Regions from separate parts of the Homo sapiens genome. Here region 2 is linked to region 1. The links are chromatin loops, found by intact Hi-C in ENCODE. Cell type or tissue: Caco-2. All regions are shown on one strand. Links, peaks and the distances in the headings refer to the core of each region. The heading gives the core; the rest is flanking DNA.

Evidence for each region. Peaks named below come from ENCODE experiments on the same cell type or tissue, not always from the same donor. Only the 100,000 strongest peaks of a DNase experiment are listed, where the experiment ranks them.
Region 2: it touches region 1 in a loop (21-fold over the local background); 1 of 110 quality-filtered maps calls a loop at or near these places.

The regions. Positions count from the first base shown.
Region 1 is chr1:167,181,548-167,186,935 of GRCh38, reverse strand. It overlaps LINC01363 (long intergenic non-protein coding RNA 1363), which reads left to right. Exons shown (of 4, transcript NR_110811.1): 3 at 4,743-4,894. Among named protein-coding and RNA genes, the nearest start is that of LINC01363, 12 kb to the left of the region's middle. In Caco-2, for the core only: no CTCF peak of the experiment used is centred there; no DNase peak of the experiment used is centred there.
Region 2 is chr1:167,295,228-167,300,615 of GRCh38, reverse strand. All of the region lies in intron 1 of POU2F1 (POU class 2 homeobox 1), which reads right to left. Among named protein-coding and RNA genes, the nearest start is that of POU2F1, 77 kb to the right of the region's middle. In Caco-2, for the core only: no CTCF peak of the experiment used is centred there; a DNase peak (open chromatin) is centred at 3,215.

The sequences.
Region 1 (5,388 bases), core at 186-5,185:
GCAAACAAGCGTGTAAGACAAAGAAAGGATGGGGGCCAGAATGTATCCTTTTATCAGGAACCCATTCCCACAATAACTAACTGCTCCTGTGATAATGACATTAATCCATTCCTAATCACTTCTTAATACCGTTACTCTGGCAATTAAATTTCCACATGAGTTTTTGAGACCATAGCACTCCCCAAAATTCATATGTTGAAATCCTAACCCATAATGTGATGGTTTCTGGAGATGGGACCTTTAGGAGGTAATTAGCTCACGAGGGTAGAGACCTCATGATAGAATTAGTGACCTTGTAAGAAAAGACATGAAAGAAATTCCTTCCTCTCTCTATTCTTTGCCATGTGAGAGAACCAGAAAGACAGCCCTCACCAGAAACCAACCATGCTGGCACCCTGGTCTCAGACATCCCAGCCTCCAGAACTGTGAGAAATAAATGTTTCTTGTTTGCACCACCCAGTCTGCAGTATTCTTGTTAGAGCAGCCTGAGCCAAGATAGATACAATAGAGATAGTGGCAAACTGGAGAGCACAGGCTCTGTGCCAAGGAGGTGGCCATCATTCAACTCCAGCCGATTGCTGTCACATGTAATCCCAGTTTGCCAGTTTTTCTGATATTTACAGAAGTCCAGAATTCATGTTTTCATATGAAATCTCAAAATAATTATTTTATATTTGAAAAAAATTCGTGTCGTCCAAAGCAAACACAGTTGCAGGCCATGTCTGCTGTAGCACACCAGTTTGCATTCTCTGGCTGCTCCAGCCAGTCTCTAGACTGTCCTTGTTGGAAACAAGGACAAGAAAGTATGGCAAACCAGGGGCTGAGGACGCTGTGTTTGGTACACGTGTCCAGGGAAGCGGAGACAGCCACATTGCAGATATAAAATAAAAGAGTGGTGATGACAAAAGCAGAGATTAAAAAACAACCAACCAACAAAAAACAAACTAAAAAGTGGTAGAAAGAGAGACCTGGGTCCTGACAGCATAGTTTTTATTCTAGTTTTTTCTTCTGGTATGTAGCTCTGGACCTTGGTTTCTGTAAGATAGCCATGTTTTCTTATTATTTATTTATTTATTTATTTATTTATTTGCTTTTTGAGATGGAGTCTCACTCTGTCACCAGGCTGGAGTGCAGTGGTGTGGTCTCGGCTCACTGCAACCTCCGCCTCCCAGGTTCAAGCAATTCTCCTGCCTCGGCCTCCCGGGTAGCTGGGACTACAGGTGCCCGCCACCATGCCTGGCTAATTTTTCTTTTTCCCCCCGAGATGGAGACTTGCTCTTGTCGCCCAGGCTGGAGTGCAGTGGTGCGATCTCGGTTCACTGCAACCTCCACCTCCCAGGTTCAAGCAATTCTCCTGCCTCCGCCTCCCGAGTAGCTGGGATTACACGTGCCTGCCACCACACCCAGCTAATTTTGGTAATTTTAGTAGAGACGGGGTTTCACCATGTTGGCCTCAAACTCCTGACCTCATGATCCGCCCACCTTGGCCTCCCAAAGTACCGAGATTATAGCCATGAGCCACTGCGCCCAGCCTCTTGTTTCCTTATAATAAATCACCTTTTTTTTTTTTGCTTAAACTTCTGTTACATACACACAGTCACTAATAAAGGTTGTGGGTGTTTGTTGTCTTCTTCCTAGTCAAAGGGTAGCATTGTTACTAAGCATTAGCATAACTACTATTGACTCTTCTGTGTGTCAGTGGGTTTGATATATATCAGTAGCAACATATGGTCTTGGCATGTGGTTTTGATTTATTGAAATGAACCAATGTTCACCTAAACCAGTGGTTTCCAGACCTGGCTGTGCATCAGAATCATCTGGAGAGCCTTGGGGGAAAATATACATCCTCTGGATGACCCCAGACCTGGACAATCAGAGACTTCTCAGGTGCAGCCTGGAGACCACATTACAAGCTCCCCAGGGGATTCTGATGCAGCCAGCCCAGCACCTGTCTGAGAATCAGAGTTTGGGAACCACCATGAGAGACCACCATCAGGGATGGGCCATGCCTGAGTTGGGGTTGGCAGTGTCAGGTAGAATCAGTTGCTTGGCTGTTGAAAAAGTATCTCTTCTTTACCAAGAAGTTGAAAAAGAAAAGGGGAAGAAAAAAATGATCTCAAACAGATACCAACTTCCAAATTAGATTATCCTATGTTATAGTCCAAAAGTTTCCCACCATGCCCCCATATCCTCTCTGGAATTGAGGTAGTAGGTTGGGAGTAAGAGACTCTGGAGCCTCTTGGTTAAATTCCATGTGGGAATTACAATTGTCTAATTTCCTTTTATTACATGGTGGTGAAGGAACATTACTGCTGAAAGAGCTGTCTATGAAGCTTCTTTGTAATATGACAGAAGTGCCCAGATGAGTGAGTGGACCCTCAGATCTTGGGGCTAATAACATTAAAGACAGTTGTAATCACAGCCCTCTTAACTTAAAACACTCCAAATACCTCATAAAGGCAGGAGCTTTAGATGGTAATGTGATTTCCAATACTTAAATAAGCATTGTATCTTCTAATATGCACTTCTGGAGTGTGTGAGCTGTTGCTCAGCCAGAGCAGGGGTCACTTAGTTGTAGATCTGGTTACTTTTTTGAAGCTGTTATTGTATATGCAGGCAAGACCTGAACTGGCCGAGCATGACTTCCACCATGCTCTGTTGATCAAAACAGCCAGGCTTTCCCTGATTTAAGGAGAAGAGAAATAAACCCCATCTCTTTACAGAAGGAATGTCAAAAAATTATTAGCCATCTTTAACCTGCCTCTTCAAGTTTCCTTTCATTAATGAGGTCATCTGTTTTGGTTACTGAGGGAAACTCAAAACTCTCGGGACCTAGATACCTGATAATGCTGAACAGCTACATTTTCCCATATATTTTATTATATGGGAATGGATGGCAATAGTTAACTATCAATAAACATTTATTGAGCACTCATGGTAGACGGAACTTTGTATTGTGATAACAATTATAGAAATCAATTTTGTAGTAACAATTGTAGAAATCACAATCTTGGTTTCAGTAAATATACTTGGGCTATACTGAATGTGAATGGGACACATCTAGAAGATAAGGTCAAGGACAATATGGTTCTAAGAACTGAGATGGGAATTTATCTCAGAACCGAGGTCTCTGTGGTGCTGTGAATCTCTGGTTCTTGGCCTCCTTGACTCTTGACTTCCTGATATGACACAAGAACATTGGACTTGGCTTGGCCTTCAAGGCTTATGTCCTCCTGGTTCCACCTTTTTGTTCTCCTGGTGTTTGATTTGCTGCTTTTTCCTGCTCTGTACCCTGAGGTCTCTGCCTCACTGCTCTTGACCAGCTTCTGACCAACACATTGCCTGAAGTCTGACTTGGGTCTATTTCTAGCTCCCGAGGCTCTACCTTGAGGCTCTGCTAAAAGTGTGCAACTGTTCTACACAGACATAGCTGATCTTAGCACACTTTCTCAAAACCTTGACTTACTGGAAGAGACTTAAGTGTCATCATACCAGTGATCTTTAATCTCCTTCATTTCATTGAAGTGGTCCCTGAGCCCATTGAAGAAAATTGAGCATAATTGGGCTGTGCTATTGGTGGAGGCAAGAACTTTGAGAAGAAGTAACAGGAAAAAGAAAGCTCTTTGGGCTAGTGATGTGTTAAAGAGTCTTCATCTATAAGCCATTATGATAGATGGTATTTCAGCTGGCTAAATACTTCAGTTTCCTTTCCATAGGAGGGTTGTGCATTGCCATTTCACTGAAGTCAGGTTTGGTCACAGGACTTACTTTGGCCAAAGAAATGTGAGTGAGGTCACCAAATGGCCCCTAGGGATCCTCTTCTTCAGGCATTCATGCCCTAGTGTAACCCCCTTCTACACTGAGTCAGGGATGGCCCTGTGGTCAATAGAGTATGGCAGGAGTGACAATATGTGATTTCAAAGATAAAGTTATACAAAGCTTCTGACTTCCCATTTAGGATCATTGGTCTGGGAAAGTCATGAACTATAGTATGAGGACACTAAAACAACTCCATGAAAAGACAAACATGGAGAGCAACTGAAGCCCCAGCCAGTAACCAGCAACAACTTGCCAGCCTTATGAATGAGCTACTTTGAAAGTAGATATTCCAGCCCTAGACAAGCCTTCAGATGAGGCAGCCTCAGCTACAATCTCATGAGAGATCTTGAACCAGAGCCATGCAGCCTGAATTCCTGACCCACAGAAACTGTGAGATAATAAATGACTACATTTTGAAGTGATTTGTTATACAGCAATAGGTAGCTAATACCATGAGTATAAGTAATATGTGTTGCTTCCCACAATGTGAAAACATTAAGAGCCAACTTGTGTTTTCCCAAGTTCTCTTTCACTTCTAAAATGATACCTGTTATGCTCCACGCAGAGATTGCTTTATGAATTTGGGTCCTAGAATAAAGGCAACATGGAGTGCAACCATAGCTGATCCTAGATGAATGTGGCGCATGAGCAAGAAATAAGTTTTTGTGGTTGTAAGTCCTTGAGATTTTGGGGTGGTCTACTACCACAGCATAACCTAGCCTATTTTGGCTAATATAGCTACAGATCATCCATATTCCAAGTTAAATTCAAATTGTATCTTTTTTTTAAAGATATGCATTAATGGGGGGATTACTGGAGGTAGAAGAGATATCTGATGTATATGTGGATAGTAACTGCAGGGAAGAGGGAACTAGAGATTCGACAGTCCTGTCCTGAGCATCCTGCCCTGTCCTCTCTTTCAGCAGGCCCTTGTGTCTGAGAATGACTGCTTCTGTGATCTGATGAGCACACGTGGTGTGCATCCAGTGGCTCTGCTCTTAAACTAGGCCCATGACTACCAACAGTCATTCTTCCTGGGCTGCTGAGACCAGAAAATAAAAGTGCCTTCCAAAGGGTGAGTGGGCATTGCTCAATGACTGCTAATAGCTATTCTACATGCTGGGTAACAGTTTTTGGATGAGTTAGAAAAAAATCCAGATTTTATTGACTTTATTGCTAATTATATCATCTTTGGAAAGGAACCACCTGGAGGAAGGGAGGAGAAAAGAGTTCAAACTCATCTGCAGAGTTGTATGTCTTTTCCCAGTTTAGGAGTCATTACTTACATAATCTCTTGAGAGAGTAGCCTGGAACACCATGTGTGGCATTTTTCTAATTAAGAGATGCAAGGTAGGGGAAAAGTATATGAGCATTACTCAAGGTATAACAGAGAGATACAAAACAGGGGAAAAGTATATGAGTGTTACTCAACTGAGTAACAACTGAGAGATACGAAATGGGAAAAATGTATGAGTGTTACTCAAGTACAACTGAGAGATACGAAATGGGAAAAGTATATGAGCGTTATTCAAGTATAACTGAGAGATACAAAATGGGGTAAAAGTATAT
Region 2 (5,388 bases), core at 225-5,224, 110 kb before region 1:
GCGTGCACCTGTAGTCCCAGCTACTCGGGAGGCTGAGGCAGGAGAATCGCTTGAACCTGGGAGGCGGAGGTTGCAGTAAGCTGAGATCGCGCCACTACACTCTGGCCTGGCGACAGAGCAAGACTCCGTCTCAAAAAAATAAATAAAAAATAAGAGTTTTCACAATGGTAATTCTTTTTGTAAATTTTTAATTTTTATTTTAGATTCAGAGGGTACATATGTAGGTTTGCTACCTGGATATATTGCATGATACTGAAGTTTTGGCTTCTATTGAACCCATAACCCAAACAGTGAATACGGTACCTGATCTCTAATTTTTTAACCCTTGCTCTCCTTCCTCCTGACCGTTTTGGAGTCCCCAGTGTCTGCTGTTCCCATCTTTATATCCATGTGGTACCTACCCCATGTTTAGCTCCCACTTACAAGTGAGAAAATGTGGTATTTTGGTTTCTGTTTCTGCAATAACTCGCTTAGGGTAATAGCCTCCAGCTGTATCCATGTTGCTGCAAAGGACATGGTTTTGTTCTTTTTATGGTTGTGTAGTATTCCGTGGTATCTGTGTACCACACTTTCTTTATTCATCATTAATGGGCACCTTGGTTAATACCATGGCTTTGCTATTGTGAACAGTGCACAGTAGCTACTCTTAAAGGGCAGTACCCGGATCAGTATCATAGCATCACCTGGAAACTTATTAGAAATGCACTTTTTTGGCCCCTACCTCACACCTACTGTATCAGAACCTCTGGAGGTGGGGGCCCAACAATCTGGGTTTTAACAAACCCCTAGAAGACCCTGAACCACTGACTTACAGTGTCAAACTTCAGAGGAGGCAAATATGAAATAGAAAATGCAATGCTTTATCCCACTCTTTGGAACTAGGTGAGGAACAGCAGCAAAATAAAATGAAAAAAAAAAAACTCTGGTCTCCTGAATTGAGTCTGTTGGCTAATATCTCACCGTCTAAAAGATATGCAGAGATAAACAGTAGTTCAGTGTGTCTGTCATTCCTACACATGTAAAGCACCAAGCGAAAATCAAGTGTTTGTTTATAATCACTCAAGGACAGGAGGGTCCTTGCACGTAGAACATTCAATCCACTACCATTCATAATGTATTACTAATCACAATCAATCTCCAATCACTGATGTCTTCCCACACAGGGCAGCAAACCTAACCATTTATTCCTTTTAGAAGAATAATTTTTTCAACATATTAAATATGTATGTAAAGATGAGTATGAAGTTTGAGTCATACATTTTAACAACACTACTTGTAAGATTTTTTTAAAAAACATACAAGGATGCAGTTCTTCCTAGTAACTAACCACACTGCCTTCATATATACTACAAGATACACTTTTCATTTTATCCTTTAACCTCAGTATATCCAATCACAACTCCTTCCATATTTCTTTTCTTTCCATAATTCTTTTTTTTTTTTTTTTTTTTTGAGATGGCGTTTCACTCTTGTTGTCCAGGCTGGAGTGCAATGGTGCGATATCGGCTCACCATAACCTCCGCCTCCCAGGTTCAAGTGATTCTCCTGCCTCAGCTTCCCGAGAAGCTGGGATTACAGGCACCTGCCACCATGCCCAGCTAATTTTGTATTTTTAGTAGAGACGGAGTTTGCTCATGTTGGTCAGGCTGGTCTCGAACTCCCGACCTCAGGTGATCCGCCCGCCTTGGCCTCCCAAAGTGCTGGGATTACAGGCATGAGCCACCGTGCCCAGCCTTCCTTCCATAATTCTAATGGGCAGCACTTCGAAGAAACTGATGAGCTACTGACATTAAAGTGACCAGAGACACACAGATTTAATGAAGAAAAGCCACTGGGTAAACTGAACATGGCATATGCTGTTAAAATTAATGAATTCAAGCAAACTGAATAGTTTTTTGAAGCTCATAATTAAAAATAAATTGCTAAATGCCGTCAGTATTATACTCCCAAAAAATGGACTCTTAAAATTATATTTTGAATGAATCTGAAGACCAGCCACAATTAAAAAAAACGAAATACAAACCACCCCAGGAAATTCAAAGGGAAGTGTTTGTTTACTTATTCTCAGGATTTATTTTGTAATCTATTTTACGATAAGAAATATGATGAAATTTACTCAAAGGTCAGATTCTTGACTTTACATACAGAGCAGGAAACAGAAAAAAAATTTACATTTAACTTGTTTTCTTCTGCTTGCTATTATCTTAAATTAGAAAATGCTTGTATCATAGATACATTTTTACTTAAATGTTCAAGGAACATTTTTTATTAAAGAATAAATTCAAGTCTCTATTTCTAACTTTAATGTGTTTCCAGCATTTACTCTAGTCTTGGAAAAAGAAATGCAAAAGAAAAAAATCCTGGAGTCATCATTACTGTCTTATTCCATATCAAAGAAGCAATATGGACTAAAACAGGAAATGGATTCACAGGCTCCTCGTTCTTGCTCTATTTGTTTGTTTTTGTTGTTGTTGTTGTTGTTGTTTTTGGAGATGGAGTTTCACTCTTGTTGCCCAGGCTGGAATGTGATGGTTTGATCTCAGCTCACTGCAACCTCTGCCTCCCAGGTTCAAGCAATTCTCCTGCCTCAGCCTCCCAAGTAGTTGGGATTACAGGCTTGCACCACCACACCCAGCTAATTTTGTATTTTTTTTTTTTAGTAGAGACGGGGTTTCACCACATTGGTAAGGCTGGTCTTGAACTCCTGACCTCAAGTGATCCACCCACCTTGGCCTCTTGCTCTACTGGTTAAAAGTTAGTGTTCCTTAGGGTCCATCCTCAGCCCAATTCTCATTACACTAGTGATTGCCAAAGTATTTTCTTCCTGCCACTAGTGGGATAGAGCTGATTCAAAATTGTTGCTTCTGTTGGTTGTGACATTTGACTGAGGGCTTACATAGTAGTAGTACATGCTGGTTGCCATTCCAACTCTCTCTAGCTGAATAAGAGCAAGGACAAGGAAAGGGCCTGAATGATTAATCCCATCCCCCTAGCTAATGGCTTGCTCAGAAGTGAACTGCATTTCAAATTTTTATTCAATTCTGGGCAGTGAAATCAAGGACAGAGCTCCTGAACCTTTCTGATATAGTCTTACTTTTAATAGAGAATACTGAGACTACTCTCTTTTCTCTGGACATTATTAACAAGGAAGCATATTTCCCTGGCTGCTGCTGGCAGTTATTTTGCAACCATGAGGGTAAAGCAAAACACAGAAGTGCAGAGTCCAAACACAGCCCTGCCCTATTGTCCTTGAAGCTTCTGGTTTCTCAATCAGATTAGCCACGCAAACTCCTTTGTATTTCAGCCAGTTCCAATTGTCTGAAGCTGAAAGCAAACTACCAATAACAAATACGTTAAATTATTAAGAGTTATTAATTTGGTGTTCACAAGTTAGAGTTACCAGAGTTTACTAAGGATTATTTCAGTGTTCTGTGAAGACATGTGGCTGCCACATACTTTGCCAAAACTCTGCAAAACTCCTGTTGTATATGCACATTATGAACAAGTTGGAATTTCCAAAATTGGGTCTGGTTATTAGTGCAAAATCAATATTAAATTATGGTTTTTAATTTCAACCATTCTTTCCTGTCTTGCACATCAACTTAGTTATCTTAGTTATATAAGCATACCTGCACCATTTCTAGCCTATAATTTTAAAAAAATCAGTCTTCCCATACAGCATATAAACATATATAGCATATTTGCACCATTTCCAGCCTATAATTTTTAAAAATCAGCCTTCATGATACAAGTTTTTAAAGTGCAAACAGTCCCCGTATTTCACACTACAGTGCTTTGCATATAATTGGAAATATGCTGGATAGTTACAGATATGATCTGACTTTTACATATACCTATGGACATATATATGAACACAGGAAAAAGGACTTGTAGTTTCACACTAAATGGTTAACATTTACCATATACATTTCTATTTTTTGTTTCAATCTTTTTAATGGACACCGAGTTTTTGTAAATTTATTTTTATTAAAAGAATTTTAGCTGAATTCTTTACTTTCCTAATATATTTGGTTAGGTCCCCAGAATCTGACCAAACACTTTTCCTTTATTACCCAAATCTGTGTAAATAATGGAGTGCAACGCTGTGTAATCAGTTTTTATTATTTTATCACAAAGAACCTCTTGAAAGAAGTTTTTCTGCTTCAGACAATGAGGAGCTAAGATGAACCAGAGTCCTAAAAATAGGTCCAACAGAGAAAATGATAAAGATTAAAAACAAGTAAGAACCACTGTGGCAGGAATTACAATATTGATATTAAATATAAAGATGTGTTACAATATGAGAAAGTTCTAAGTTGTGATGAAGATGAAATAGACAAATATGAATGAAGATTTTTCAAATACTAAGCTCAGGTTGCTTAGAAGTAACATAAAACTGGATTCTTTCTGACCATCTCTCCATTTGGCCTGAGTTTAGCTCTCATTTTACCTGAATGCAAAAAGGCTCAATGGATGAACTCCAAAATGCTGCCCTTACTACTTTGAGTCTCCACCAATAATCTATTTCCTTCAGTAAAAATTCTTTGTCCAACTCACGACTTAACTGTACAGAAACTAAAAAAAAAAAAGTTTTCTACTTGTAATGCTTTTTAGACCAAATAAAAATTTTAAAGATTTTTACATATTAAAGCAGTTACTATACACCCTCCCTTTCTGAATTAAAAACAGCAGCTCCATAACACATCTATTCACAGACTCTTACTTTTTTCATGTTCAAAGTCACTCATCCTGCAATTACAACAAAAAATTTACAACGACCCTTAAGAGGTTCCCTATTCTCCCTGGTATAGAAGAAGGCCTTCTATGGCCCATTCACTTTACACTGGTTATGATAACACCAAGCAACCAACTTAGTAGAACATTAAGAGAAATCTTTTATTACAATTTAGCCTCTGAATCATGTTCATGGCTCCACAAAAATAACGGCTAAAATGTCTTTTAAAATTTCAATAGCTTTGGTTACATGGATGGATTATATAGTGGTGAATTCTGAGATTTTAATGCACCTGTCATCTGAATAGTGATGTTGTAACCATTATGTAGTTTTTTTATCTGGCACTCTCTTCCCACGTCTGTCTCCTATGTCTATTATATCACTGTATGCACTTGCATATTCATAGCTTAGTTCCCACTTATAAGTGAGAACATATAGTATTTGGTTTTCCATTCCTGAGTTACTTCACTTAGAATAATGGCCTGCAGCTCCAACCAAGTTGCTGCAAAAGACATTATTTTGTTCCTTTTTATGGCTGAGTAGTATTCCACGGTGTATACATATCACATTTTCTTTATCCACTCATTAGTCAATGGACACTCAGGTTGGTTCCATATCTTTGCAACTGTGAATTGGGCTGCAATAAACATGCA